2 separate regions of the Mus musculus genome follow, and region 2 is linked to region 1. The links are chromatin loops, found by intact Hi-C in ENCODE. Cell type or tissue: left cerebral cortex. All regions are shown on one strand. Links, peaks and the distances in the headings refer to the core of each region. The heading gives the core; the rest is flanking DNA.

Region 1 (16,304 bases), core at 5,190-9,189:
CTCATAGGAATCCTGTGGCCCACAGAGTTATCTCTGAGCCTCTGTGCTTTGGGGTCAGCCTTGGCACCAGGGCTCCAAAGCAGAACTTTCCCAGACAGTAGAGTTGAGCTATTCCTGTGTGTTCTTGTACAGTAATCTGTGACTGTGTGGCTCAACGCCTGCCACAGTGTGCTGGGCAGTGTGGTCAGCACCCTAACTGATGCCTCCTTGGGAGAAGGACTCGTAGGGGAGGACTTGTGGTCCTCTGCTTGTCTGCCTGACTGACTTTATGTGTGTAACCTGGATCTGGATCTGTTTTCAGCTCATGTACTGCTTCTCTAGGAGTGGAACTCATGTCATGATATGAGTGCCAGTCCCCAGAGTGACCAGTAGGCATGATGACCGTTTCCCTCAGTTTCTGATCCTGCTTAGGGATCAGCTGATGAAAGTATGTATGATGGTGTGGGTGACTTTTACCCTGTCCTCTGTGGTTCTAAGAGCTGTTTTGGATAACAAAGAGAAATAAGAAGAAAAAAATAAGTTCACTGGTAACTTATGTTGCAAAGATAGGCCCAAGTGGTTCTTGGATACAGTTGTAATAGACATTTCAATTGTTGACATCTCTAAGAACAGGATGTAAGCCTAACCTATAAGTTCAGTTAAAATTCTTGGTAGAAGGATATATCCCTAAAAGAAGACACCTTGGAAATGTTAATAACGAGGCTGACCTTAAGAATTAAACCAAGAACACGCAGGAAGGACTCCCTACTCAATGTTACTAATATTTTTTGAAAGTACATAGAAATTATGATGTATTGGCCCAGCTTTCTTGAGACATAAACAATTACAGATTAGTGAGCACTTTGAAAAGTGCTAGTCTACTGGATATATGTTAAGAGCAACAAAGAACTCATTCTGTATCCTTCCACTAACATCAATCTGTAGGTGAATTTTGTTGTTTTAAACATTCAGTGTTCAGGATGAGCAAAACTCCAGGGTCCCGTGGAGTAAACACAGCACTGGGTTACTAGTGTACAAAGGGAGTTTTGTTGCACTTAGAGAGCAGAGGCTGTCTAGGAGGTACTGGCTGAGGATCTCCACAGGATTCATCTGTGAGTCAGTGTGTGTGCTTCAAGGGTACAGACCCTGACACCAGGCTGCTGCAGTCCAAACCCAAACTACCTCATATGTACTAACATAGCCTTTGTTAAGAGGATTAACCACTTTATCTCAGTGTCTTCCTCTAAAGGACAGTGACAATATGCATTCCACATGGATGCCGGGAGGACTGAATGGTGCCATGCCGAGAAAAGTCTGACCCAATGCTTCCTGCCAGAAGTGTGGCCACTTTGTAATAGTATCAGAGGAGGGGAAGCATGCCTTAGTGCTTAAGTCTAGGTTATAATCCAAATAATTTGTTTTTCTGATATATCTAATTAGGGCCTAACACTTCCAAGTTCAGATGATGGAGAGTTTTGCTCTCTGGATCTTAGTTTTGTAGGACAGCACTTCATCTTCTCAATGCTTAGGCCTACATCACACTAAGTTCACAGCCGTTTTTTTTCACTCTGGTCCTACCTAGCAACCTTGCAGTCTCAGTGTCATGGAGAAGGGAGGTGCCCTTACTTGGGACCTGCCATTGTGATTTTCAGTTTTGGTGATACTCTTTGGGACGGATGTGAGGCTATCATATCACAGGAAACATGGAGGTGGGCTGCTCTGATGTAGACCTCAGTCTGATGGCTATAAAGAGATCTATAGAAGGGCTGGTGGGGTAGGGGGAGTCAGCTGACCTCATACATGATCTGAGGAGTGCCCGTTCCTGTGTGCTGTCTTACATAGATTGGTATTGGAAGGGACAGATGGCAGATGGGAACGAAGAATTTGAGGTTAGAGCGTTAGGATTAAGAGTCTCCTAAGGACTGATGGGAAAACAAGCCTCAAGGTAATGAAGAAAGCGCCAGTGGTTGCTTTGAGAAGCTCTAGATGGAAAGGCCTTAACTTGAGGGCTAGTTGAAGGGCTGGTAAGAAAAGTCTTTGACCCTAAGCACTAAGTGTGAGCTTTTCACTGGACAGATAGCGTCAGGAACACTGATGGCCTCCAGGGGGCAGCAGATTCCAGATGGCACTCAGTCTAAGCAGAGAGAGTTAGCAGAGAGAGTTAGCAACTAGAATTCAAGCTAAGAGGGAACAGGCCAATAAAGCCCGGCGAATAAGAGCAGTGCTGAAGGCAGGGGCCAGTGACTCCTCAGTGATGGGAGAGGACCAGCCAACAAAAGTGGACAGCCAGCTGCTGCATTCACACAGTAGGTTTCCATACTTATTCCTCTGCTCTGAAGGTGTATGTCCTTATGCAGAGGTATGAACAACACAAAGGACACTGTTGTCATTACAGATTGGTATTAGGGCTGGAGAGTCTGGGAATGCTTCTTTGGGGACTTATAAGACTGGAAGATGGGAGTAACGGTTCAAGCCTCTGAGTCTAGAGGTGGGTGAATCAGGTTGTGGAGAGTCTTCATTCAGTAGCTCTTTTCTGAGTGTATTTTCTGTCTGTATTTCAGACATCGTCCTATGTTGCTGAGCCTGCCAATCTGCAGAAGGTTGAAAATCCACGTGAAGGGAAGCTCAGCTTCCTGTATCCCTTGGGAAGAGCTGCTAGGACTCCGGTGACAGACCTATGAGCTGGCTTTTCTATGACATAGAGAATGAACAGGTTTTTCCTCTCCTGAATACAGACAGCATGGACACAGGGTGCAAGGAGGGACTCCTCTAGCTCTGGTTCTACAATTTCTTAGCAGGCTTTTTTCCCCACATTTGCTCAGAGGAAAACGGGAAGAGGCACCATCTCAGTCCCAGAGTCAAAACAGAAACGTCTCCCCTTGGCTTCTTTAAAAAAAAAAAAAAAGGCTGAGGAAGCAGGCACTTTAGCTTCCAGGCCCAAAAGGACAACATGGGAAGACTGCTGGGGTTTGGAGGGGGATATCTGGGATATCTGAGTCCTGATGGTTAGCCCCACCCACCTTTCCCTGGTGCCTGCCACTCACCTGGTTGTGGACAGTGGTCAGCTGGTTGTTAAAGGTCATGGTCAAGTTGGTGGATGTGCTGGGGGCCACGTGAGTGATGAAAGGTGTTTTGCTCTGGTTCACTGTGTCATACATATTCACCCGGCGCTTGCAAATCTCCATGTTTTGGAAACAAGATTTGACACTATATATGCAAAAGGTGGAGGCAGAGACACATGGACAAGAAAGAGGGTGAGGTGGAGGAAGGAGAGAAAAGAGAAAGAAAAAGACAGAATGGTTAATCCAGTAAGCAAAACAATCAGTAAATATCCACATTAGCGTCAAATAGCCCAGCTTTCCCCAAGTGTGCTGCTGAACTGTCAGCACTGTGTGAGCAAATTTCCCATTGTCTTCTTGTCCTTTATCTGCCCTGGATGGACAGACTCCCTTATCACACACATGCTTCACTGCATCTACCCCCCTCCCACCCCCCCATTACCTTTTCTCACTGCTCATTCTAAGTGTAGTGCTTGACCAACGAGATTAACTCTCCAACCAAGGACATTAGGAGCTGCTACAACCTACTTCTGTCTTCCTTAGGGACAACATGTCTAGCCTCTCACCATTCTAGCATCCCATGTGCTACTAGCACCATCTATGGGTCAGCCAAATAATTCTCCCACCCAGGGTCATGAACTTAGGCTGACTTGTCTCACTGGAACCTGTCACGAAATGAAAACAATGAAAGTGGTTACTAATTTTTACTGAGAGCAGTGATATGTGTTTGCAGTCTCCTATTCAGTCTTGTACCATCCACAAGACAGAATTAAAATCATTGTTCCATTTTTACAAGTGAAGCCAAAGGTCTAAGACAGATAATGTGCCAGACAAATAATCACTAATTGGCAATTCACACCCCTCCTTCTCTTTTACACATTCCTAACTTCCTTATTCCTTTCTTGTCCTAATTCTTGTCTAGTTCCATGAAGTAGAATTCTCTCCTCCATTTTCTTCCTGAATCAAAACTAACCCCTAATTACACAGGCATTAAAGGAGTACAGGTCCCGGCATGAAGGCCTTTAGTGGCCTCTTGAAGGCCTTTAGTGGCATCTGCCATTCCAGCTCCTAAGCATCCACTGTGTTCTACTCACTTCATATGCTGCTCCTCATGCGCTTCTGCCTCTTCTGTTTCTATGGCCACTTTTGCTCAAGTGCTAATATTTAAGACAAAGCCTCATTTAATCTATGATTTAAAATGTCTGTTGCAATAACTGGATAAAACAAGGTAACACTTATCTATCACTGTATACTACAGGTATGCTCTATTTTGGACAAAATGGATGTTTGTAGGCTATCCCAGAATATTATTTTCATGAAAGATACATTCCAAATTTCAGAAATTGAATCTGGTCATGACCCAGAGAGTCCTACTTCTTTCTAAGTTAATGACTATTTACACTGGCCGCTCGATACACAACGCATGGTGAGTAAACTGGTAGTCCTAGAGAGAAGAGAAAACATGCTCATTGGTAAACAACAGCATGCCTGAAGGTCCTGGTGAGTACCAAGTGCATGCTGCATGCTTTTACATTGAGCTGAAGATGATAAAATGATGTGGATGCATTTTTTTTTTGGGATGCATTTAAAGCATTCAGTGATTTTATGATGGTTCAATGTATAGTTTTCAGGCTATAGAGCTTTTTTTTTTTTTTCCTCCCTACACTGGGCTAAAATTTGACTGTTGGGATAAGACAAACATTTTTACTTTGGGTTAGTTTATAAAACAATTGGCTTTTACAAATATGTACACCAAAATATTGGTGTAGAGAAATGAGTGGTTTTGCTTTTACCTGCAAAACCTTATGCTAGAGCAGCTTAAGCCCAGGCCCGCGGGTGGGGCCCAAAGCAGGCTGGGTAGGCCTGAAGGCTCGGTCCCACTCTAGAGCGCTTCAAGGTCTTCTGGGAACCTACAAATATTCAGCCCACTCTTAGGTAGGCCTAGGGGTAACCTGCCTTTCCCGAGGGCTGACCTTCTAAGTTCTAAATTGCCATTGCTCCTAGTGAAACACACTACGGAAGCTTCCTTACTAAACAAAGAACAGAGCCCTGCTTATCTAAGTGCCCAGGTTTTGGGTGACTGACAGGGCAGAAGGCCAATAGGAGCTCTCTGAAGCATCTGCCTCCCTAATCCCCCACCTCACTGTTTCCCTATCATCTTTCTTTATTCCTAAAGTTAGAAAGGCTGGCTTTGTGGGGATTTGCCTTTCTTCCCGGGGGACAGACTGACACCTTCTTAACTGCCTCCTGCTGAGAAACAGCATAGGTGTTATACTTTGAGTTTGGAAGGACTGTGTGCACAGTCCCTCTTTGCACTAGGACTTGACTGTTTCAAATGTTCCCTGAATTAAAGAGATACTGTCTGGTCTTGCCGTGCAAGTTGACTTACTTCACTAACTGCTATGGAAAAGAACTGACTTAAAAGATACACTTTATGGTGGTTGTGGCCCACTTGTTAAGCTGGGAGAGGTTGGGTCCAGCCTGGAAACTCAGTCAAATCTAATTTTGGTCATAACGTTGCTGACTGTGGCCTCACAGCAGTCCTTACCCCAGGTCCTGAAAGAGCCTTTCCTGAGCATGCTGCTGTCCCTGCAGAAATGTGAGGATGTGATCTATTCTCTCATGTCCCAGTGCATCACAGCTAAGGTTAAGGTGATATCACCCACTTCCCGTTCACAGAAAACCCATTCTCTTTCTCTCATTCCCAGAGGCCTTTCCACCAGGTTGGTCTTTCTCTCCAAGCTATTTTCTGAGTACCATGACTACTTCAGTAGCCATCCTGATAACCTGTCAAAACCTACATTTCCTACCTCATGACCTTGCTCTCACCCTTATCATTCCTTCCTTGGGCTGTCAGCCCTGGACCTGTTTCTTAAGACAAGCTCAAGCACCCTGTTTCCCTGGCCTCATTCCCTACCCTTCTGGTGCATTTGACTATAACTATTATCATAACTCTCTCTAGAGTTGAGCAGAGGACACTCATTGGGATCTATTGAGTTTCCTTTCTCTTAGGTGAACCTTCAGTAGCTTCCATTTGGGATTATAATTACTATATCACCAGCATCTTCAACTTCCTCATCCATTTGTCATTCTCTCTGAGCAACTTGGCAGCAATTCAACCTGGACAAACTCAACTGTTTTCTCTATGCCTTCACTTACACCATCAATTTATGCTCGGACCCAAATGTTCAAAGCTCTACCCGCTTCCTTCCCTCTCCTAGGATTACAGCACTTGTGTATTCCCGCACACCCACCTTTCTCCTATATTTCTCTGGTTAGTTTGCTATCATGCTCTGCTCCAGTTACCAGGACCAACACACTCTCTCTTCCCCTCTCCCTCTCTCTGCCTTCCTCTCTCCCTCCCTCACATATCGCTTTTCTTATTTCTCTCTGTTTCTTTCTTAACATTCCTTTTTGCATGTGTATATGTGTGGGAGCATATTCGTGTTTGTGGATACGTGGGCGTGCATGTAGAAGTCAAAGGTTGACATGATTTTTTTTTATTCCTAAAAAGGTTTATTATGTATGTGTTTCTGCCTGCATGAATTTATGTGCATCATGTGTGTGCAGGTGTCTGAGAAGGCCACAGGCCACTGAAGCCTCTGGAGCTAGAGCTGCAGATGGCTGTGAGCTGCATGAGGTGGATACTGGGAGCTGAACCCAGGTCCTCTGCAAGAGCAGCAAGTGCTCTGAATTGTTGAGTCATCTCTCTAGCCCCCAAATCTTTCCTTGCTTTAACTTAATTTTTAAAAGTCTATTATGTGTATGTGTGTTTTGCTATGTGTTTGTCTGTGTACTGCATATTTGCCTGGTGTTCAGACAGGCCAGAAGAGGGCACTGGATTCCGAGACAAAAGTTATGGTAGTTATGGACAACTGCCATGTAGGTGTAGGGACTAGAACCCAGATCTTCTGGGAAAGCAGAGCTACCATGGAGCCATTTCTGTGGCTTCCCTGAGTGCCTTGCCTGATTACCCTTCACGTAGTCTAGCTAGCGTGTTTGCCACTGGGATCCTCTATCTTTACCTCTTGAGCTCTGTTTACAGGTAGACCACCTGACATTTACAGACCGATGGGGATCCAACAGCAGTCCTCACAGCTGTATGACAAATGCTTTATCCACTGAGCCACCTCTCCAACCACAGTTATCATGTTCTGCATTGTAAAGCCACCTTGTTCTCAACAGATGATGTCATCATCTACTTCTGAGACAGAAGCTGTCTGACAGGAACTCCCTCAACTTTCCTCTGCTATCCTGTGCACCTGCTGACACCCACGTCTCTCCCACCATATCATCTTTTAGTGACAGGGTCCATCTCTCCACTCAGCAATAAACACCAACTCAACAGAAACTACTCACAAGTAAGTACCTTTTGCCTTGAATCTCTCATTTGCTACCAGATTCTTCCCATTAGTATTTGCTTAAATTTCCTCATTCTTCAAAAATTTCCTTTAGTCCAATGGTTCTCAACCTTCCTAATGCTATGACCCTTTAATACAGTTCCTCATGTTGTAGTGACCCCCAACCATAAAATTATTTTCATTGCTACTTCATAACTGTAACTTTGCTATAGTTATGAATCATGATGATATCTGATATGCAAGATGGTCTTAAGTGACCCCTGGGAAAGGATCATTTGAGCCCCAAAAGGGTTCCCAGTCAGGCTAAGAATGGATCAGAGCAGCCATTCTCAAGCTCTGATCTCTCCACAGCCCTCATTTCTTCCTTCCTTTTCACAGTCTCACTTCCTGTAGTCTATTTCTCTGCTCTCACTTTATCTTTCAACCTGCCCAACAAGTTTCTGCTTGGAAATGGCTGTCACTAAGTAAGAGAACTGCAAGATCTCAGACACTTTTTTCTAGATTACTGATACAGCAGCAGGTTAGATCTGCATTCAACACGAGTCCAACCAGCCATTCACCTGCTTCTCAGTCCTTTAACTGCTGCATCGAGCTTCTGATAAAAGGCAAAACCCTCCCTGAGCACGGCTTGCTCGAGCGCTGACTTCTGCAGCCTCAGCATGTTGCCCCCATTCCTAGGTCTGGTGTTCAGTCATGCTGCAGAGTTCACACAGGCAGTGCCCTGACTTCTCACACCCATCTTTTCCCTCACCCTTCACAGGTTATATTCTTGGGTCTTCTGGCCTATTGAGCAAGCTCCTTGTTGGATGGACTCATCATACCGCATTCCTTTCTTGGTAACAGCCATTGTCTTCTATCTTCTTCCCTGAAGACCATGGCTTAGCTCGAAAGTACACAGTCTACTTTGTTCCTCATTGTACTCCAGTGCCTGGTACAGCCCACAGTATGCCAAAGAAATGAAGCAAACTAGACAGTTCACTCTGGGACAGTTTTGGGACTAACCTTTGGCACTGATGCTAGATTGCTTTAGAGCACTGCTGTTTTGCCCACTTCCCTTTGTGCGTTGATATCCAAGTTCATCTGGCCCCAAAGTCCCCATGTTCCACCATTCCCTTCTTTTTGGTACAAACTGTAGTCTTCAGCCCAACCTCGCCCCACAAGTGCTCTAAGTGCTTTGATGACAAGGAGATCCTGATTTTGCTTATGTGCTGTATCTATAGCTGCTTTCAGCTATAACTGAGAACGGAGATGCAGCGTAGGAACCAGAGGGCCACAAAGCCTCAAATATTTCCTGTCTGGGCCTTTAAGTGTTGCCCTTGGTACAAGCATAGTAGGCACTTACTGGGCACTATGGGGGAAGTCAAGCAGGTGTGTCATGGTGACAAAGGGGTGGTTCAGAGTTTCAATGGGAGTGACTCTCTTATCAGCATCGATGGTCAGCATCTTCTTTAACAGGTCAATGAACTCCCGTCGGTCTGCCTTCTCTACTAACATGTCACTCCCTTCCAAATCTGTTGTCATGTTCACCTGGAAGTAAGCGGGGACAGGTGAGTAAGAGCCATAGGATATCGTCTGATCTCAAGCTCCCCATCTCAGGTGCCAGAGGGTAGACTGCCCGCCATGGTCCTGTGTGCTGCTACTGTCCACGGGTGATGGCCTCTTATACGCTAGGAACAGAATGGCTGCGGGAGTCAGGTACCAGGTAGGGGTTGGGGCAGAAAGAGGCCACCATGGTTGACACCTGCACATACATCCCAGTGTCAAGGCACAAAGCTGCTCCTGTTTTAACTGGCCACGGTGAAGTGCAGCTTTCATCACACCTTATTAAAAATAACCACGGGATGAAGGGTTCTGGAGGCCGATTGCATAACAGTGCGCATGCACTTAATTCTCCTCAGCCTTACTTTAAAAAAAGACTAAGATGAGACATTTTATGCTATATGTGTTTTGTCACAAGCACACAACAACAATACACACACACACACACACACACACACACACACACACACACACACACAGAAAGCTCTAAGATAAAGCAGTAGAAAAAGAAAAGATGGGGAAAAGTGTATACAACCTCTGGAGAAGAAAAGAGCCTGGGTTCCCTCTTCCTTCATCTTTATGACATCACCCTTCCCTTGGTCCCTGACTGTGACTAGAATGATTTCGGTCCCTGTGTTCCCTGCAGTTGCCTCTGGCCAGGGAAGAGAGTGCAGCTGAACACAGGACTTTTCTCCCAAAGGCAGGTCTCTACTAGCATGGCCTCTGAAAGGCTTTGCTTTCAATGTTTGCTTGCTTTCTTCCTTCCCTTTCTTTCTTTTCTTTCTTTTCTTTTCTTTTCTTTCTTTCTTTCTTTCTTTCTTTCTTTCTTTCTTTCTCTCTCTCTCTCTCTCTCTCTCTCTCTCTCTCTCTCTCTCTCTCTCTCTCTCTCTTTCCTTCTCCCCCCCCCTCTTTCTTTCTTTCTTTCTTGTTTTTTTTCAAGAGGGGCTCTGGAAAGCAATTTCAGTTTCCACAGACCATCTAAGCTACTAATCAGCTGACAAGTGTACTTTACTCAGAACCAGGCTACACTCATCTGTGCTAAGAGGTGTGCTAAGTGTTTATTGGGCTACAGCTTTGTTTCTCAGTGTTTAAAAGGAACAGTCATTCTGGATTGCTCAGAGTTTGGATTAGTCTCTAACTAAAAGTACCTGAAGATCTCGAATTATCTGTGATGGAAAGGTAAGGAAGGTCTGTAGTCGCTGCTAGTGAGCTGACAGTGACTGAGTGTAATGGTCTGAATTGGGCTTCCCTAAAGGCTGAATCCAAGTCCTAATCTGTGGAAGCTATGAATGTGACCTTGTTTAGAAATAGGGTCTTTGCAGATATAATCACGTTAGGATGAGGCCATATTGGATTAGGATGGTCCTGAACACAATAATCAGTGCTTTTATAGCAGAGATCTGACAGTGGGAGCAGGGATGACACAGGGATAACAGCCATGTGGAGGGTAAAGCCGGATTAGAGTGATGCAGCTGCAAGTAAGGAATTCTGAGGCTGCCAGAGCCACGGGGAGCCCAACACATGGATGCTGTCCCCTAGGGCCTTCAAAAGGACTGTGGCCTTGAGGACACTGACACCAGACGGTTTTAGCCTCCAGAACTATGAGAGAATACATTGTGTTGTCTTATACCCTCCAGTTCACCCTATCTTGTTATGTAGGCCCTAGGAAATGGACACACTGAGCCATGAGCATCAACTCCAATATGCCAATGGGCTGTAGGTCTCAGCTCTGGAGCCAGTGCCTGCCTAGCACACACAAGGCCCTAGGAACAGGTGAACGTGAGGTTCCTGGTAAAACACCGAAGTAGCTACCCCCCACCACCAACTTGGGTTGTCTGTCTTCTACCTGAAGACTTGTTACTGGACCTTGGCAACTCTCATAGTTATTGAATGTCATGTGCTCTATTTCTAGCCTAAGAGCCTGCTTAGCTTCCAAATCCCAATGCTTTGATAGTACATATTATATTTAAACTGTATAGGATTCAGGCCCTTTTAGCACCAGTAAGGTTGGCCACTACCTTACAAACAAGAAGCAATACAATGGAGCTATTTTTTCTAAAGAGTTGGTTTCTGAGACCAAATGGTTTCTTACTAAGCCTGTCATATGATTGTTCATAAGCAAAGGCAATGAGCATAGTTAAGTATATCACTGCTGGTGGGTTTTATTTTTTATTTTCATTTATTGGCTTTAAACAAAAAACAGGGTTTCTCTACATATCTCTAGCAGTCCTGAAACTCACTATGTAGACTAGGCAAGCCTCAACCTCAGAGATTCCACTTGCTTTGCGTCCCAGAGTGGTGGGTCTGAAGGCATGCCCTGCCCTGCAGCTGTTTTTTGTTTTGCTTTGTTTTTTAAAGGGCCTGTGCTGCATATTCACTCACAGAGCTTACCTGGGCCATATCATCCAAACAGTTGAAAATGTACTTTCTTGCTTCCTTTGACTTAATTCCCGTCTCTGCTTCATGGTCATCTGGTGTCTATCGGAGAAAGCGAAACCTGGTCAGTCAGACAGCACCGCTCAGGTCACTGAATCTCAAGCTCCTGGGCTGCTGCTTCCACCCATGGTCCTTTCTCACTTTGCAGAGGAGGAGACTTTGGTTTCTCGGAAAGTGTCCTACACAAGAGCTCCTTTCTCTGTCCATCCACACTAGCTCACCTTCCTTCCGCCCCAGGCTCCCACTCATGCCCACTCTGGTACAGTTACCAAAGACTCTAAAGAGAACATGAGACCACACCCTTCCTACTCTGCAGCTTTCCATAAGCTGAAGGTAAGATTCCACCTGGGAAGACCAGAGCCCTTTGTGACACCTTAACATTTTATTTTACTTAGCAATCCCTTACACCTACAGCTCCTATGCTGTTTCAAGGCACACTAACTCACTAAATGTTTTCCATAACCACAGGCATTAGGATGACTGCTCTCCTCTTTTACTACATGGAAACACAAAAATATAAAGTTCTGGGGGACGACCAACATTCCCAGCTTACAAGTGGCAGCTGTTTCCAGAGCTTGTATTCTATGCTGCTCTTTCAAAGACATTTATCAGCTATTGGCTAGGAAACTACTTTTTCTACTTGCTAGGTGGTTTGGACTCATCAATGGATCTAAGGCAATTAATTCTGGATAAAGGCCAGCACACTTTAAGCAGTTCAACCCCAAGGAACAGGTGATGAGGGTCCTGGTAAAACACCGAAGTAGCTACCCCCCACTATCAACTTGGGTTGTCTGTCTTCTACCTGAAGACTTGTTACTGGACCTTGGCAACTCTCATACTTACTGAATGTCAGGTGCTCTATTTCTAGCCTAAGAGCCTGCTTAGCTTCCAAATCCCAGTGCTTTGATAGTACATATTATATTTAAGCTGTATTAGGATTTGATTGGGGTCCTGTCAAACCAAACCAAACCAAACCAAACCAAACCAAACCAAACCAAACTTAGTAAAACCCAATTGCAAAACTGCAAAAATGAATTTACTACAGACTTAAGTCTTTATTACTATCTCCTTCCCAGGAAAAGTATGTCAATTTTAATTACAAGACACAGTTAAAGTAAAAGCAAAATATGTTTCAATTAAGGTGAAGTCACCAAGAGTTTATGGTATCCATTGTCCTGGATGAAGATCTGCTGTCTTCCCAGGGGTTTGTGACATTTGCATTGCAGGCTACTTTCCCTGCCTTGGAAAAATCCCTCTGTACCCTACAGGGCCCAGCACAAATATTGCTCCCTGCCCTTGGCCCTGGCCTGGCTTTTTCTTGGCTCACTTAGGTCACGCTATTTCCCATGTTCTTTCCTTTTAGGAAGAGGATAGTCCATATGGTAGCCTAGAGCTTGGGGCACTGGTCCTGTTTCTCCATGGACAGTGGGTTCCTTAAGAGCAGAGTGTGGCTGCTTCATCTGTTTAGCACGAAGCAGACATGAAGGATCATGAGATTAAATCCCAGAAATTCAGCGGTCTTCCCATGGGACACAGTCTCTCACACAGCAGTGAGGCAAGGAAGCAGGTGTTTTCAATCATTCAGATCCTGCAACACCTTGTATTCACAACTCTATCCTACATCCCCATTTTGCTGGCTAGATTAAAGTCATCAATTTGTAAATACCAAAAGCTCATTTTTGTCTTTCCTTCTTTCACTATTAGGCCATCAGTAGAAGTGAGGGAGTGTTTTTCCTACCTTTAGCCTCCACAAAGGATACGGTGAGTCTGTGTCACGGTTGAAAAACCTAGTTGTCTTTGTCCCTGCACTTAATAAATATTCAGCTGGTAAACCCTGTGTTTGTGAAATATACCGAATCTGCAAGAAAAGATGAGAAAGAGGTCAGGGCTTTTCCTGTCATGGTACATATGGTATACTGATGGCTTTGAGAAAAATGGAATTAATTTTAGAGAAACAAGAAGTAAAAAGAAAGAAGAAACACACACACACACACACACACACACACACACACACAGAGAGAGAGAGAGAGAGAGAGAGAGAGAGAGAGAGGAAGTCAGGATAAGTTTAATAAGTGAATAAGGCAGGTTCTAAGTAAATGGTAATCTAAGGTTTTCTGGATGGAGAGTGAAGTCACATAGAGAATTCCTGTGTCACCCAGACCTACCTGATCATACTCAGAAGCACCTGGGTATAATGGCCAGCCCAGGAACAGTTCAGCAATGACACAACCAAGGGACCACATGTCAATTGCCTCACAGAATGGCAAACCAAGGATGATCTCAGGGGCCCTGGAGAGAAAGAATGGAAGAATGAATTCTGGGGTACCTGTGTGGGGTCTTTGGTCTTGAGAGAGGTCTGCATTGCAGAGACTCTCCATTCTTTGGCTTTGTTATCTAGTTAGAAGAGGATGTAGTTAGCTTGCAAGTGCCGATCGAGTAAGGGTCGGTGGGTGGCAGTACAACAGACCTACAGTGAAGCATGTCTGTGGGCATCACCACCATCACATTCTGACCACATGAGCTCATGACCTGATAACCACACCACAAATGGTAGGAAGTTAGCTTTTGTAGCTGAACATCTGGAATTCGTTATAAAGATTGCCTAATATTTAGGAAGGAATTCCTAAACTCTACTTTCAGGAATATGTAAAAATAGCTGCTCTCACTTAAAATAAGGCAATTAAGTCCAAAATCCACTCATCCCAATGATCTTTGTCCTAGGCATTTGTATTACATTTCTTCAAGGAAACACTGCTATTACTTTTCCCATCTGTGTCTAAAAGGTTGATCTCTATAAAAGTTCTTTAATGTTACAACTATAGAACCCCATTCATGAATAGATAGATCATCCTGAGAGTCAACCAGAATTCTATTATAAACAGTCCACTCCTGGTTGTAGGAGCTAATGTCTCTGTAATTGACAGACAAGGCCACATAGAAATTTCAAAGGCATTTTAAAGAGAAAGTACACATGTATTTGGTAACCAAGATCAGACCACAAAGTCTTTCTTTTAAGTTTTATTCATGTGCATCTGTGTGAAGGAATGTCACAAATGTGGGGCAAGAGGGCACTAAGTCCCTTGGAACTGGAGTTAAGGCAACACTAAATCAAGGGACAAAAGATTACAAACATGTGTGATATAAACACAACCATGAGAAGGCATGTACCACAGCACACACCATACTTCAGCAGCTACCACTTTGGAAAAACAAAACAGTATGCAAGGACAAAGCTAATAAACAGAAGCAAGCCTCAAGCACACATCTTTCCTTAATCCTCTCCAAGTGTTACCAAGACTATCTGCTTCCTCCATACCTCATTTCTCAGAGCAATGGCCTCCTAAATGTTCCCGCCTCTTAACCTTGTCTGAGATGCTCCTACACTCATGTGCCACACTAGAGGGATCAGGATGGCCTGTGCACTGTCGTAGTCTTGGTCAGCATCTCAGCTCTGTGTCTTGAGAGCTGCCTCTCTTCTATACAACTGCCCACTGCTCCTGCTTTGTTAGGCCTGGCTTCCTAGGTGCCACTTTCCCATACCCAAATTTCTTGCCTCTCCATATCCTTTCCTGTCCATACCCTTTACTAGAGCATCCTCCTTCTTTGTCCAAATGCTCTATGTACCATCTTCTTTTCTTTCTATTCTTCCCCTACATGACTATCATGGTTTTGTGTTTATCCTGAATGAAACACTGGGTTGGGGGATATAGCTCAGGGGTAGTGTACTTGCCTAGTATGCACACAGTCCTGAGCTCAATCTCCAGTATTATAAAGCAGGTATGTTGGACTCTTACTTAGAAATAGGGTTGTTGTAGGTTTAATTAGTTAAGATGAAGCTGTATCATAGAAGGTGGGTCCTAGTACAATATGACAGGTGTCTTTATTAGGACAGGGAAATTTGGCCTCAGACACTGACAAGATAGCCATATGATGACAGAGGTGGAGACTGCATTTATGTGCCACAAACCAAGGAGTACCTACATCCACAAAAAGCTAGAGAAGGCAGGGAAATATCCTCTCCTCCATCCTTAAGGCCCAGCTAACATCTTGACTTTGGTCCTCTGGGCTCCTGAACATCAACAGAGTAGCTGCTGTTTCAAGCAGTACATTTTGTGGTCCTTGTTTGCAGCTCTAGGAAACTTTGCACAGCAATCATGCCAACCCTCACAGGTTTAGATTTGACATCTAAACCTCAGTCTCATCTTAAAACTGTCTTTTCAGTTCTAGGCTCCCTAGATCTCTTTGCAAGAGATCCAGGTCCAATCCCTTCAATCCCCCTGCCACCCGACCATCCACGTGCCCCGGTCCAAAGTCTACCTCAAATGAGTCCCTCTTCTCCCTCTCCCCTGGTATAACTTTGGCCTCAGCAACTCTTCACCCGGTGCTTCCTGTTTTCCCTTCCCTCAATAACCTTCCAATCAGCTTGTGTTTCAAAGCCCTCAGTGGCTCTCGCTGTACTCAGAATCTATGAATCTCTCCCATGGCTCAGGCATCAACGTTTCCCCAGTTAGGGACCCAGTTTGCCTTTCCACTGTCATTTCAAGTCACTTTTCTACTGCAACAGGCTCTGGTGCCAGCAGTGTCTTTTCAACTTCCAGAATACCTTGAGCACCTCCTGGACCAGTAGGCTTCAGGTGATGTAGTTGCTTCCACCTCTGTGCTCGCCCCATGGCTCTCAAACAGCTTCCTCCTCATCTTTCACAGCTCGGCTTAATTGTCCCCACCATAGACATCTCCTCTGACACCAGTTAGTTGCCATCTCCAGCACCATAAATGTCACCTTATAGCACTCTCCCCAATAACATCCTTACTGTCTCTCTTCCTCTACGAAGCCCGTGAGGGCAGCCCAGTGCCTGGCATTTAGTTGCCACTTGGTCAATACATACATGTTGATCGAATACACCATATTAAATATAAGAAGTGTGAAACA
Region 2 (16,304 bases), core at 6,171-10,170, 56 kb after region 1:
CTACTACTCCAGATTCTAATTTTACTTGCTATGGAGTGGAGACCTTTTAGAGTTCAGTCCTAAATGATGTCAGCAGTGTTATCACCCACCACATACCCTCCTTCACTCACACATACACTCATTTATTTACTCATATCTTCCACTGAGGACCTACAATAAGCACTGTACTGCTACCAGGGCACTGCGTAAGATCCACACCGAGGCTCAAGAGACTTCTATTTGATCAAGACCAGATAAACATGAAATTATGTGAGCAGATGTTAGCAATGAGGGTCCTGCTGGGGTACAGGACAGGCATGCCAATTCTGCCTCCTACAGGATCTACCTAGGCTGCTACTTCTCATAGAAGCTTCCCCTAGTCATCTCAGATGTGTCTGCCCCAGCCTCTAGGTCCCTTAGCTGAACAGGGACATGCAAGGCTCTTGCCTCCACAAGAATCTGTGTTCCTTCACAGCAGGATCTGCCACTTTCCCCTCATCTCTGAGCCCCTACTGTACCTAACATCCTCTCTGGCATGTGTCAGTGCTCGCAAATGTTTACTGTTGTTCCAAGTATATTCAATGGTAAACCACAGAAGTGAGACCTTCTGAGTACTGTACTGAAAGCCCACACACACCCATTTCCTCTGAAGACCTAGAAGACAAAGGCAGGGCCTCTGAACGCTAGACCTGCCAAGCTACAAAGAAGCTCTGTACTCCCCAAAGCTTTTGCTCCCCTCTCTAGCCTCATCCCTTACCTTTTGAATGGTGACGGTCCCTTCCTGAGGCTATTCAGCATCACAGAGTCACAGATGGGGAAGGCGAGCAGAAGTCCCATCTTTTTTGATGAAATATCAAGGCAATGCAGGGAAAGGAAGATGCCCTTTCATTCCAGAGATGAGACATTTTCACACCACGAGCTCACTAACAACTTGCACTGGCTAGCAATGAAAACAAGGCTATACAATATTTAGCATTTCCCAAAGGCCTGTAGTTTCAGATAGAGTCCAGGCTTTGACCTTCTTTATGGTCTTTCTGACACATATATGCTTTATGTTTTAGAATGAAGATACAGAAAGATCTGTGTTAATTATCTACTGCCACATAACCAATCACCATCATAGCTTAAAATAGTAGTTCTGTAGGTTAGAGATTCAGCAGTGGCCTAGCTGGGCGATATGGGTCAGGGTCTGTCAAGAAGCTATAATCAAGATGCTCCCTTTCCAAGTTCACTAACACAGCCGTTGGCTGAAGATCTCAGTTCTTCCTTATGTGGGCTTTTACAGGGCTGGGCTCACAATGGGAGACAAGGAACAGGCACCAAGGCAGAAGCCAGCATAGCATCTATAATCTAATCTTTGAAGTACTATGCCATCATTTCTGTCAGATCCTACAGAGCCCACAAATCAGCCCTGAATACTAGGAGATGAGGACCACTGGGAGCCGGCTACCACAGGCATACTCTAGCAATGGCGTTCATATATCTTCATTATGATTGGTTATTTCCTTTCCAAAGTCAGACAGACAAATGGACAGGTAGGTAGGTAGATCCATAACCCGGTATTATAGACTCACCAACAAAATTTTCAACAGATAGTTTTTTTTCCTCCTATGTCCTTAAAGGACTACTGATACATTAGAAAGAATCTGTAATTACAAAATAGGGTCAGAACTTTCAAATGGAGATATCCAAAACTTTCTTATTGTGAGAAATGGCATTAAGTACATTCATTTCATATTATTGTATCTTCATCTCCACCTACTACATCTAAGTCTAATGGAAATCATACATACCTATTAAGCAATAACTCCAGCACCCGTAACCCCTGGTAACTACTGTTCTACTCACTGTCTCTTAGAATCATACTATTTGTCTATTTGTATCTCACCTTCTGGGGCATGTGTGTGTGTGCAAATGTATGTGTGTTTTTATTAGTAATCAAACCCAGAGCCTTGCGTATTCTAGGTTTCAGCAGCCCAATTTCCTTTCTTTTCAAAGTGTGGTAGCATTTTAGTGTGTGTGTGTGTGTGTGTGTGTGTGTGCACATGTGTGTGCACATGTGTGTTTATATTCTATTGTATATATGCTATATGCTATTTCTTCATTAACTCTCTTTCTTTAAAAAAATTATTTATTTTATGTATATGAGTACACTGTAGCTGTCTTCAGATAATCCAGAAGAGGGCACTAGATCCCATTACAGATGGTTGTGAGTCACCATGTAATTGCTGGGAATTGAACTCAGGACCTCTGGAAGAGCTGCCAGTGCTCTTAACTGCTGAGCCATCTCTCCAAGCCCCTCATTATCTCTTAATAGACACTTTGCTCTACCTTTTGACTGATGTGAACAATGCTGCTGTGAGCATGTGTATTCAAGCATTCTATAATTATAAAAACCAAACATATTTGAACATGTTAAACATGAGTGAGCTGAAGGATGAAGACCTTCCTGCCCCGCTGGTAGACAGTCCTTGGCCTGCCTGAGGCTAGGGCCTAGCCTAGTGATCGTAGGCAATGGCTACAGAGAAATGCAGTTTTATTCTATTCAAATGCACTGGGGGGATTGGAGAGATGGTTCAATTGGTAACCATAAAACCCAAGTTCATATCCCCAAGTAAAAGTCCTAAGTGGTAGCCAGCATCCATGACTCCAGTGGTGAGAGTTGGGGAAGGCAAGAAGACAGGCAAATCCTTGGAGCTCATTGGCCAGCCAGTTTAACCAGTCAGTGAGTACCATGGAGTACCCTGCTTAGTAGAGACCCTGTCTCAAAACACAAAGTGGAAGAGTGTTGAGGAAGCACTGTGATGACTACTGCCCTCCACATGCATGTGCATCGTCATGCACACACACACACACGTGAACACATATATAAACACACATACTACACATACATATTATTAGTTTACCTTCTCAAAAATAATGTCCTATTGTAAAATACATGTTGTTTTTTAAATCCAAACAAACAAAACTCTTGAGATAAGGAAATTTTTTAGGAAGAAATGTTGACTCTTAAAATTCAACTGATACCTGAGTATGCTGTTATATGCCTGTACTTCTAGTACTCAGAAGGCAAGGAAGGAGGATTGTGCATCCCAGGCAAGGCTGGGCTACAAAGAGTGTATGATCCAGTCTTTAAAAATCATAAAATAAAACTAAATAAAAAAAAACTCAGTTAATAGTTCTAAACTGAGGTGGAGAATTCAAAAGTATAGAAATAATAAGTATATAACAAAACGGCTCTTCCCTTCTCTCCAGTAGGGCAACATAGCATACCATCTTGCCTAGAAAACTCTCCTTCACCTATGTTAGCCTAATGTTACCTCAGCCACAATCAAGGACATCCACAGGAAGAGCTCTTGAGTACAGACCTGTCTGCCATGGTCAGATCCTAGAAGTCAGCAGAGTTCACATATAGCTTACCCATCTAGAGGTGAATCAAGCTGTGGAGGACTGTAAAGTTTCATAAGTAATTCAAAACTCTAAACTTCTATCCCTTTAGAAAGCAGTTATAACACTCAATAACATACATGGCAAATATCTGTCCCATGCCAAGTGGGATTAGAAGCTGGGGATGCAGGATACACTACTGAAGAAAACAGACAAGTATAACGAACACAGAAAATTTGGTATTGCTTAAGAATTTGGGTTTTACCAAAGGGTAGGATGTGTGCTGCCTCAATCAGTACTCAGCCTGTCCAGTCCATGTCTAAAGTCTCCCACCAGGCACAGCTCACCAGGATCAACATGGCAAATCTCTGGAGGAAATCCTGGATTTCTCATATGAACACCTTAAGCAACACAGGACCTGTCTAGAAACCAAGCCCTCTTGCCCTGAATTAAACAACATTCTGGTTCAAACTGTTTAGATTTGTGTTTACTAATATTCTGAAGCAACTCTGGGCCCAGTACACACATAGGTGGGAGAAGAATCCAGACACTAAATGGATTTCCAAAAGATGAGCAAAAACTATTGGAGAGCAGATTCTAGGGTACTCTACAAAGCTGTGGATTTGAGCGCAGCCAAAGTATACATCTGTTCTTAAGCAACACACATTTTTGTTACCTTGCCCCACTGTATGATGCTGCCAAGGCTGGCAAACACATGGCACACTGGGCCTGGAGTCACATCCCACAGGGCCAACCCATACAACACTCCACCCATCGTGCATCCTGCCAAGGTCCTGACCAAGTAGGTGGTGGAACTAACGACTTACTTGCTGAGAGATGATCCCTCCTTGCACTGTCTTGGCCCTCAAAGCTCCAGATCCTCATACTTTTTCTACTATTATCAGTTTTAGGCCTCTCCTGTGCTGGGGGAGACTACTAGCAAATGATATCTTGGCCTTTAATAGCAGAAACAATTGAGAGCAGCCAGACTAAAAGAGAGAGGGGAAGGTCTCAAAAAATTGGCCTCTCACCTCCTCACCTTTGGGGTCTGGGGATAAGGTCAAGGCTAGAAGGTCGAAGCTGGTGGCTGCTGTCTGGTGTTCTTCCAAGAGCTGCATGAGGGGCATGATCCCAGGGGAGTGTCAGAGGACTAGCTGCTTCTAGTCTTCATCCACATCTCATGTTAGCATCAAATCGTTCCCAAAATAATGTGTTAGGACAGCATTTGTGTATCAATCATATGATTCCCTCGACTATTTTTAACACCAGAGATAAGTTCCTGTGTAAATCATTTTCCTTCTTCTCACCTCCCACCCAACCAACATTCAGTCAGCAAACTTAAAAATACTGTCCATTAAAGGAGAATTCTCCCACATGTATATATAATATCTCCAGGACTAACCAGCAACTCATAAGGCATGTAGGTACATTTAGGAGCTAATGCATATTAAAGTATATTATAACATCATTTCCAGTCTCATTAAAGCTCAGACCTTATATTGTCACTACAGTTCCAGCCCTGACAGTAATGGTCAATAGAGAGAAACTTAAATTTCAACCTTTCCTAATTGTCAGCCCCCAGGTACAGAGTCAAAGCTAAAGATTATTCTTGTCAGAGCCTGCTGAGTGTCACACTGGTTAGGGCTCCAATGTACCCAGAAACTCCACAGTGTCCTCCCCAAAAGTAGAGAAATGGGCCTTTGGCAGGTTGGTCTGCCCTGTTGTTTTGAAAACATAGGTAATGGGGCTGTCTAATTCAGTCAGCACAGTGATGTTTATGAAGTGCTTGGGACTGAGGTATAGCTGGTGTAAAGTGTGCCATCCTCAAATTATTTTTGGTATGTGCTCTCTTACAAAAAGAAATCACCTTGCTATCCAATTTGAAATGAAAATAAATATTTCTTGTGAAAGAGCTCAGAACTCTTTTCACCAAACATCATTTATTATTAGCTAAATGCTAACTTTCTTGGAGACAGACTCATCATATCCTAATTACCATGTGTTGGCAATGGGTTCCGTACTTGACCTACTGCAGGGCTAAGCCCCAATTGGACCTACGATCTCCCCATCCCTGAAGAAAAATATCTCTGCTCTGAGAGTAATGTGTTACCTCACATGTAATCCCGTGGCTCAGAACTCCAAAGTCATAGCTTATACTTTGTTAGAGAAGAGTCAGGACTAATTGGGGCCTAGAGATTTCCAACTCCAAAATTAGAAAATGAGAAAGAGGCAGAGGAGAAGGAATGAGTAAATAAACATGAGAAACAGAGCTTTTGCAACAGGGGGCAGGGATGAAGGCTTTCAGGTAGCTTTCCATGCAGGACAAGCAGGGTATCCATGATTGCCTTCCTTACTCAGTAAGAGCTCTTGTCCAGGACTCCAGAGGAAAGCCTGGGCCCTTGGGCTAAGAAACAGCCAAGACCACAGGCTTAAAAGGGCAGTAAGCAAAATACTGCAGAGACAAACTGGGTCCAAGAGGACTCTGGACCACAGTGCTGGACTACAGTTCATTAGTGACCATACATTAAAATCTGCTTTCCAAAGAGCATCTCTAATCAATTAGTGGCATGAGTGTTATTTTAGACATAGAGTCAGAGGATGAAGAAGGCCCAAAGCAGAGACATAAGACCTGCCTTTCACAGGGCCAGGGCTCTCTCCATCTGATACTTGGCTCACAGGTCTACAAACTGTTACCTGACGCTCTGGTAGATTGCCTTGGGCCTAGAGTGAATTTGATGAAAACTGGCCAGATAGGAATCTCTTGATGAAGGAATAGGTTTATATAATTGCCAAGATCTCTTTGGGGGCCCCAGTGGTAAGATTCTGTGGGAACTCTCTAGCCTGGTATTATCTACTCAGTGGCAGTGGCTAGCTGCAGAGCTGGTGACTATTTCCTTGTAGTCCTGTGTTTCCTCTGTGCTCACATCTTGCACTGTTGCTGATAAGGCTGAGTGTCACATAACACGGCAGTGCTGGTTACTTAGTGTTCACCACCAGTGACAACAAATTTCTGCTTTCCTTTTACATAAGACAGCATTACACCCCCTAGGTAATATGGTTGTGCTTAGAACCTTTAACCTGGCACTTTATACAATGTGAGAAATTGTCAGGGCCAAAATGAAAACTTAGTCCTTAACCTCAGCAACTCTCAACCCCTGAAGGACCAAGCAGAGCAGGTTATGAGCTGGCTATGACTACGGACCAGCTGGCTCTACTCCTTCCTGGCTCTAAGTCCTAGGACAAGCCAGGTTCTTAACTTCCACATGTGCAAGTGAGGAAGAGACAGAGCTGCTCTGATGAGCACATGAAATAGTATACACAGCAGTGCTCTGTCAAGTGCAAAGTTATACTTTAAAAATAGATATAAATTAATAAATTATTTTTTTCTATGAGGAGAAAAGAGCTGTGGTACTTTTATTTCTCCTTCTAAGGAAAGTTTAATCAGGAAAGCCAGAGTATGTAGAGATGATTTTTAAAGTATATGTTTTAAATCCATAATCTGTACATAAACTCAAAGATGTCTTTGTAAAAAAAAAATAATAATAAGGAACATGGCTTGGCTCATGCAGGCTGGCTACAGAGTGGGTCCTAGAAGCCTGCTGAATGTCACTAACTCCTTACAAGGACAAAGCTTGGGAGCTAGCTCTGTGTACCTACCACTCGTCTTGATTTCAAGACCTTGGATCACACAGTAATCCTGTTAAAAGTGCTTTTCCTGTGACGCCGACTTAAGGGACTGAGATGGAGCTCTGTCCTCATCTGTAGAAGGTGGAGGTGGGTGGGGAAGGATTGGATTCACATGATAGTAACTGAGCTTTCACTATTTTCCAAATGAGAAAATTTAAATGCCAAAAGCCCTAGTAGCTGAATAACATTCATCACAAAAACATCCAAAAGTATTATAAAAAAAAGTCATGTATGTAAACATTTAACATAAGTTGCCTACACATTATGTATAAAGAATAAAACTGGATTCTCACTTATTTGTGATAAATGCCAGGAGATAGATAAGCAAGGGCCATGGGCTTTTAGTTCTTAGTTTAGGAGTCAAGGACACTGCATGAGGACTGGCCCAGTTAGACTGGCTCTAGCACTACTGTGTTTCTAACAAGTTTGGGACTTAGTACAACAAACATAAAGAGATGAGCATATGACATTAGAAGCCACTGGCAGCGGGGCTGATTCAGACAATGGTGAGTAGGGACATCTGAACCCTAGGAAGATCAGAGACCAACCATTCTGGGAGAATAAGCCACTCTGAGGCAGAAAGGCAGGCTCTACATCACTTAGCAGCTATGGGATTGTGGACAATTTTGCCTCACCCCTTTGAGCTTGTTTTCTCAGAAGATGTTACCTACTTAGAAGAGTCCCAAACAACAGACAGTGTAAGAAACATGTCTGGTATAAAAAGGTACTGAACACAGCTATGGAATGCTATATGCTTGATGAATCCATTTGTATGCCTGGAGCCTATTAGCTTTAAAGCAAGGTGAGTCCAATATAATATATACATATATCTGTGTGTTGTGTTTAAACACATTTCATAAAACTCATAATGGCAATGCTGAGGATGAGAAAAAAATTTTTTTCAACTCAAGGAACACTCCCTCTGGCAAGAAGAACAAAGAGTCTCCCTGGATTCCAGTTGTACTGCATGCTAGCAACTCCTTTTCTCAGCTACTAGATGAGAGTGATAACAGCCACCTTGAGAAACAAATGAGGCCCTGGCTTTGGCAGGTGCATACAGAGTGCCACTGTCTTTCATCCTGTGCTGAAGCAGAAGGCTAAGGGTGCTATTGGTGCTCAAGTATTTACATTATGAAACTATGAGAGACACATGCCAGGCCCTTGGAAATGAGTCCATATCAGTACTTTTATTCTCTAAATTCCTGTTCCACATGTGTTCCACATGCAGTCAGCACTAAAATGCTGTTGCAAGTTCAATGTATGAAAAGAATGATAATCCAACTCTAAAATAAGTCACTTTTTAGAAGTACAGAGTACTGTCTTTGAAAAACTGATTCTCAACTGAGAAGAAACTTGGACGTAGAAAAGCAAGAAAGCATCTTTCCCCACCTAATCAAAAAATACTCAAGAATGGGTCAGTCTGAGTGGAGTATATTACTCAGTACTTAAGGTTTGCCAGCTTCTCATTTGATCTGCAGAAACAGACACACTGAATTAGCAATGAAGTAAATGTGTTAGGTTTAATCTGCCCCCTCCATCTCTGAAATAATTTGTTATGCTCCACTCTGACAAAAACATGCAGGTTTTCACGTTCTTCAAATGACACCAGCTAGTGGTAGGAGTGTGGCTCTGTCATCTAGCCCACTGATGGACACACCTACCAACACTCCGCCAATGTAACTTAGACTCCTCATTCCAGCAATGCACAGCTTAGAGTTCCAACATGTGTCTCAGAGATAGGCATTCCTATGCTGAGGGGTCACTTCTGCCTAGCTCAGAGCCACTCTGGTCCTGGAACTATGTGGGCATCCCTTGCTTGTCAATCGGGGTCTCAAAGCATCCTTCCCCATACTGATCAGCAATGTGGACAAGTCTCTCATTACCTGGTAATCCCATCATTCCTGTACATCCAGCCTTGTCCATAAAAACCCACAATGTGGCAAACTGGAGGCAGTGTCTGCTTTGGCTTGGTAGAAAGACATTAGACAGCAGATGAGGGCTGAGGGGTATAGAGTGAGTGGGTAGGCGGGTGAAGTTTGCGGTGTGAACTCCAGGTCCAGAACCACTTAGGACAGGCAGCTGCCACAGTATACTAGTTGCACCCAAGTATTAGGATAAAAGTTTCTCACTGTCATATAAGAGATGCACTGTAAAATTTCAGGGATCATGGCATGCATCTGCCTAAGACTGCAGGGAAATACAGAAACGCACGGGTTTGTTTCACCACCTGCTAATATTCATCTGCACTTTGCTGGCTGTCTACTTCTCCTGCCTTAGCCTCTGACTATGAGGCTTGCCATTTTGTCCAGAAAACAAACACCTGCCTATAGCTCATGTACTTCACTCACAAACACCACCTCCATGAAAACTAATGAAAAGGTAGTAAAAGTGAAATGCAGTTCATGAATATTCATAGCATCTCCCACTGCCAGCAGCCATGTATGTTCTATCATTAGATGAGGAGGCTGTTTGCAGCCTGTATCTCAGAGAGTTGTGTCCCATCATCAAAGTGACCATCACAGTGGGCAGCTCAGAAGGAGGGGAAGCCCTCAATAAAACTGCATGGTCATTAGGTGGCCCAGGCCGCCTTTTATCATGAGCTAGCTGGGCAGCCTTAGGGGATTTACACACCATTTCCTATGGTCACACAATTAAGAAGTGGGTTGAGAATGCCAACCCAATTACCTGACATCAGTACACTGTGGGGAAAATGTTCCATACTCATGATATATAAATAAATATATCTGGGCTGTAGGGCAGAAAAATGGTTCTTTAGAGGGCAGAGGAAAGCCAATAATCAACGCAAATCAGAACTAGTCTATGGAATGCTTTATAGGACAAAAAAAGTCTGCTAAACAAACAAACAAACAAACAAACAAACTTCCTTGAGAAAAAAATATGTATTCAAAGGTTTGGGAAAGATGGCTTATTCAGTAAATGCTTCCTGCGAATGCATAAGGACTAGAGTTTGAACCCTCAGCATCCTCGTAAAAAGCTGGGCATGGTTACTGCTGATGTATAATCTTAGCACCAGCAAGGCAGAGGCAAGGGGATCCCTGAAGCTCACTTGCCATCTAGTTTTTCCAAACTGTCAATCTCCAGGTTCTCTGAGAAAGCCTATCTCAACTACAGTGGAGGATACGTGAGGGGGACACGCAGCATGGACAGGTGGACAAGCACACATGAGCATACACACATCCAAATATGTACCAGGAAGAAAACACAAATAAAGGAGACTTCTGTCTGTCTGCTACATAGAGACAGGGTTTCTCTATGTAACAGAGCCATAGCTGATCTGAAACTCACATTGTAGACCAGGCTGGCCTTGAACTCACAGAGATCTGCCTGACTCTACCTCCTGAGTGCTGGGATCAAAGGTGTGTACCACTACGCTCAGTGATAAAAGAGATTTATAGTAATGAAATTTACCATGAAAAAGGTTCTAGACAAACTGCCCAACGGCTTTATCAACAAATTTTTTTCATCATCCAATTTAACTAAGGTCATTTTTTTTTCCACAGTGATTTTCATCTTATCTTCCTCACTTGACACTTTTGAAGGACAAGCCTAGTCCTGACTTAGTATGACACAGGGCCTTGCTTATAACAGATGCCCAATTAATGTTCCTGGATGATGAAGAAAAAGAAGTAACATTCAGCTAGAACATAGGGAGGAACAAGTCATGTTCTTACATGTGAGACTTGACAGCACTGGCCACAGGGCCAGCAGGCACAAACTGACTAACCATGGACTCTGGCCAGTGGAGGCTCACAGACAAGAGTGGCCATTGCATATGCTGATGATGAGGAAAAGAGCAAATGTATAAACACACAACTCAGATCTCCCTCTTCCTTCTCATCTGAAGGCCATGAGGATAAATGTGATTATCCATGTGTCTTTGCTGATGACAGAAACTGGTGCTAAAACAGATAGAACCCAAGTACTTTCTGTATCCTCCAAACCCCAGCACAAAGGAAAAGATGACAATAAATAGTGTTATTCCTGATATATTAAAGGGTTTTGGGCCTGACAACTCTGAAACCTTACACACCCATACTCACATGAATGCATGTGCACACACTTTAGGAATACTGGAATATAAACAAAATCCCCTCCCCTTATCAGTCTTTCTAAAACAGAGGGGCCACACTGGAGGCCGCTGTGGGATTCCTGTGAACTGAGGCTGGTGCATCCCTCAGGGAAGTCTGTGGTCTCTCCCAGCACCAGTGGCCTCCTACGCACATGGAACACACAGGGGCCTGCAGAGATCCTGAATAAAGCTGTCCCTTTGTTCCTAAGGTCAAGAAAAACCAAATGACTAACCTAGAAGTATCCTAAAAACACTCAAATTCTAGCTGGCATGTCTAACAACTTTAGGGTTTACTTAAAAATTAACCTCAAAATGCCCAAATTTCAGTTTCTAGTAAAACTCATCTTATTTCAACTTCTTCGCCTGAAAGTAATTTTCCTTTTTCTGCTTAAAAAATGGTTCACGGAGGTAAAATTTACATACTATAAAACTAGCCATGATAAGGTAACTATTTGGTGCATTCACAAGATTGTACAAATCCCCACCTCTATCTAGTTCCCAAATGCTCTCTGACTCGGAGGTAAAACCCCTTTACCCACAAAGCAATTCCTCCCATTGTCCCTTTCTCAGGCCCCTGGCAAACATGTCTGCATTCTGCTGAGTTAGTCTATTTTGGATTTCTTATAATGTGACCTTTTGTGTCTACTTTCTTTCCCTAAGCAAGCAGTTTTGATGTATAACCTTTTTTTGTGGGGGGGGCAGGGGTGACAGCTATCAGTATATCATTCCATTTCCCACCCTGCCCCCAGCCTCCCAGTCCTCCAGCCCCCCAGCTTGCTACTGTTGTTTTGATAAATAAAATTGTGTTGTATCCGTTCACTGCAGTCAACCAGAGATGCACATTTGGATTGGCCTGCTTCTTGGCTACCGTATATAGTGTTATATGAACATGCATGTACAACAATTCAAGTAGATGTTTTCTGTCTTTTACAACATAAACCTGGAAATAGAATTCCAGGGATCATATGGCAATTCTATGTTTAATGTTTTTAGTAACTGCCAAGCTGTTTTCCATAATGGCTGTGCCGTTTCACATTCCCACCAGCAAGAAAGGGTAGAGAATATTATTTTACACATAATTTATTTTAAAGTTTCCTAAATAATTTTCATTAATATTAACCCTTGTGCTCCACAAAAATCTTAGGGATTTCTTTGAGAATTTTTATTTAATAGGCCCTGTGAAATCTCTAATCTCCAGCCCCACTCCCATCCAGCACAGACAATATGACAATTACCAGAAGAGAGCAGACACCCAGAATGTCTACCATCCAGCTGGCTGCCCAGAACTAACACCCAGACACAATTAGCAAACAAATGTCTGTCTGCAAGTTCCATCGATGAAGAGATGTCTAATACAGATTTTTCAAGGAAGTAAGAATTTATAGCAGAAAAGGAGGAAATGCACAGAGGGCAGAGTGGCCACAGGAAGGTAAGCAGAGCTGAAACCTGTGTAAATAGACAAGCAGGTATTAAAAAAGACAAGAAACTGTAGCCACATGGGGTACTGAGTATCACATCTCTGGAGATGTTTGTGGCCTGCCTTCTTCAGGAGTCCAGCCAACTCTGCTCATCCCTAGGTCTTGGAACTTGGGGACCAAGAACCTGGGGGGAGAGAGAGAGAGAGAGAGAGAGAGAGAGAGAGAGAGAGAGAGAGAGAGAGAGAGAGAGAGAGAGAGAGAGAGAGAGAGAACATGAACAAACTACTGAAGAGTGAGTCCCTTCATCTCTCTGCCAGTACTGAGCATCAGTGTCTCATTTCCAAAGTGCTGTGGGGAGCATATCTCTTACCAAAGAACTCCCCCCTACCTGCCAGGAAAGATAATGCTGTCATGTTTCTTTAGAAGTGTTCAATTTCAGTAGTAAAACAAACCCAGCAATTCTCCTGCTGTGCAAGCAAAATTGAAAGTATTTATGTGTGGTGAGTCTTGCCTGCCTGATGAAAAGAGGAGCAGAATGAATATATACATGCTCCTTCCCTGCTCCTTTATTACCTGGAGACCAGAGATAGACTTGAGCCTGCCTGCCTGCCTTCTGCAGCCTCCATTGCAGCAAGATGCTACATTTTGTCAGAGGGAATATCCACCAAAAATCAGGTTGGTGTGAGTACCTCGAGCTCACCTGCTTGGAAGTCAGAGAGGGTTATAGCTGGGCAGTGTGAGCTGGGATGTGTCTCTCTGTACCAAGCCCTGGGCAACTGTTCCCATTGCTGAAGCCCAGCCACCTGCACCCACCCTGTCTACACTCTTAGACTGAGTGTTGAGGTTGAGGCTGCTTCAGATCTGAGTCCATCATAGTGGCAAGCGACAGTCTGTGCACACCGAGGGGCATGCAGACAGAATGCATGCACAGCTGGGCCTGGTATCAGCATACCTAGGAAGATAGGCATGCTCACTCTGCCTGCACATGCAGCCAGCTTCAGACTCTGACACTGAATTGGAATTTTAACCAGGGTGTGTATGTGTGCACACATACATCACACTTGTGTTGTTCTGTCCAGGGGTACCAAATTATCATCATGATCACAGACAGAACTAATCAATAACTCTCAGTCATATGATGTCCATTCAGATCAAGCACATGCTTTCCGTGTGACAAGAAAACAAATACTGATGGCATTCTCTAGAGGACAACTGACAGTTGTTTGAAATAGGGGAGGAACAAAGCTACTTAAACACATTCCTAGGGCTATTTTCAAGGGGTTAGAGGTGGTCCCACACCCCACCTGATAGCCAAAGATTCTCAAATTCCTGCTTTCTGGAGTAGATAGGAGCTAGCTCACAGATAGCACACAGATAACCCAGGGCTAGGCCCTGTGTCCCATGGAATGAAGACAGTAAGGTTTCTGAGCTACCCTTTGAGTTGCTGTAAAGATCAGACAGAACCTTGTTCCTAGAAATACACAAAGACTTGAGTTACCAATGTGAGTGAAGGACTGGTCAAATACAACAATGTGTTGTTGAAGCAGAGTATGCCAGCCAGGCACCCAGCTCTATGAATGGCTACTTAATCTGCATAGCACCATATTCCCTGAACCTTAAGCAATGGGCCTTTCAGTCAGCCTATAGAGACCTCCCTTTTTTCTTGACCCATTTCACTGAGATTTTCTACAGAATTCTCCTATGGCTTCCCCAAAAGAGCATGTATGGCTGGCTTTGGACCCAGGCTCATTGGGTTGGGGAGGGCTCTAAAAGGTCCTGAAGCTCTTATCAAATAAGATGTGCTCAGAAAAAAGTGTTCTTGCTCTGAAGAAGCCATAGAGTATACTCCCCAGCCTAGCCTCTTTGTATCCCCACTAGCAGAACCAAAAGAGTAAAAAGTAGGTACACATAACCACTTGCTGATAAAGCTTATAAAGCAAAGTAATGAGGCAGAGACACAGCACCATGACATGACATAGAAACAGAAAAGCCTGGGACAAACAAAGACGGAACAGCTTTCCGGCCAGTGCTAGTAGCACCTAATTTGAATCAATTAACCCGAAACTGAAGAGACCCATGGGAACACTCCTTACAGGGGAGCCCTGACACATGATAGTAAAGCAGCCAGCTAGCTAAGTTCTGGAAGCTGATTTCTCCTTACTATATTTCCCAGCATCTAAGTATGGCAGGCAAATTCACTAGAGATGTGTCTACTTGGATCTGTTTGGGACAACTATGTTCCCTATACTCAGCCAGTGAGGCAGGTTGATTACTATCTCTTTAAGTGTCTACCATTAGCCTTGGAAGCATAGGCAGGCATAAGAAAAGAGAAAGGAAAGGCCAATAATAGGGAAGGAGGCAAGTGCATGGGTCTCAAAGCTCCCCAGACCTCATGGGTAACAGCCTCTCTCAGTGAACTAAAGAGACATTGTATGAGAGATAAGTTACAAGCTGGAAGGATGCTGAGCCTCTGTCCCTTAACTTTCTTCCCTACACTCATCTAGCGGAGGCAAGTTGTTTACAGTACCTTTAAAGTCACTGGTCTTGAGTCCCTGTCCTGGTTGGCTTGCTTGCTTCCTTTCTTTATCAGCTTGAAACAAGCTAAGGCCACCTGGGAAAAGGAACCCCAGTTGGGAAAAATGCCTCCACCAGATTGCCTGTAGGAAATCTGAAGAACACGTTCTTGATTAATGATTGATATGGGAGGGGCCCAGCCCACTGTGGACAGCACCACCCCCAGTCCCAGGAAAGGTGGTGCTGGGTGGTATAAAGAAGCAAGCTGTTTAAGACATGAGGAGTAAACTAAGTAGTATTCCATCATTGTCTCTGTTTCGGTTCCTGTCTCTAGGTTCCTGCCCTTCTTGAGTTCCTGCCTTAACTTCTCTTGGTGATGTACTATAATAAGGATGTATAAGGCAAATAAACTGTGTCCTTCCCAAACTGTTTTTGGTCAATGCCTCCCACCCCAAAGGGTTTCTCTGTGTGGCCTTGGTGGTCCTGGAGCTTACTCTGCAAACCAAGCTGGCCTTGAACTCAGAGATTTGCCTGTCTCTGCCTACTGAGTGCTGGGAAGTAAATGTTTATCACAGGAATAGGAACCAAACTAAGACAGTGTTTAATAGTGTAAGATAGTATCTAGAAATCTTTTCCTGTTGTGTGAGTTTAACATTCAAGTTTCATGAAGGGGGTAGTGGGGAAGGCTAGGTTTGGGGACAGAGTGGGAGTAATCAGGGAGTACCCTAGATGAGGGATAGCTCAGGCTAGAGAATGGCTAGTGAGCAGAAACAGAGTGGGCTGGGAGGGACAGAAGCATCAAGACTTGGAATTGTAGGCTAGGGGTATGGAGGATAGAGAGGACTAGGAGGAGGGACTAACAGAGAATGGAGAAAAACTTTAGGAAGGATTCCAGGAGAGAGGAAGACAGTGGGCTCATGGAAGAGCAATCTTAACAATGCTCAGACTAACATGGCACAGCCAGAGTGTTCCACATATGGCACAAGCAGGACTGCAAGCAGGTGGTGTGGCCAAGAGGTCTGCTCAGCTCGGCAAACAAGAGAAATATTCCCCTTAGGAATGTCAAAGAGAACTGTCATCTTAAACTGAATTACCAGGGACTCCAAGAAATATACACATTTTAATGACCTTGTTTCTTCCAAGGAAACAAGTAAAAGGTCCTGCAAATGAGAAAGGGCAGACAGTAAGCTGTGCTCATAGTCGACTTTGAGCTGACAGAAGCTGGGTGT

Evidence for each region. Peaks named below come from ENCODE experiments on the same cell type or tissue, not always from the same donor. Only the 100,000 strongest peaks of a DNase experiment are listed, where the experiment ranks them.
Region 2: it touches region 1 in a loop (2.3-fold over the local background); 1 of 42 quality-filtered maps calls a loop at or near these places.

What each region holds. Positions count from the first base shown.
Region 1 is chr6:38,734,335-38,750,638 of GRCm38, forward strand. It overlaps Hipk2 (homeodomain interacting protein kinase 2), which reads right to left. Exons shown (of 15, transcript NM_010433.2): 3 at 13,540-13,663; 4 at 13,113-13,232; 5 at 11,330-11,416; 6 at 8,742-8,926; 7 at 3,024-3,186. 4930502C15Rik (a long non-coding RNA gene) reads left to right here and starts at 3,182. Exons shown (of 4, transcript XR_003956279.1): 1 at 3,182-7,399; 2 at 8,160-8,946. In left cerebral cortex, for the core only: a CTCF peak has its summit at 6,857 (motif pointing right); no DNase peak of the experiment used is centred there.
Region 2 is chr6:38,789,043-38,805,346 of GRCm38, forward strand. The region is part of intron 2 of Hipk2 (homeodomain interacting protein kinase 2); the gene reads right to left. It overlaps 4930502C15Rik (a long non-coding RNA gene), which reads left to right. Exons shown (of 4, transcript XR_003956279.1): 4 at 1-3,577. Among named protein-coding and RNA genes, the nearest start is that of 4930502C15Rik, 60 kb to the left of the region's middle. In left cerebral cortex, for the core only: no CTCF peak of the experiment used is centred there; a DNase peak (open chromatin) is centred at 8,654.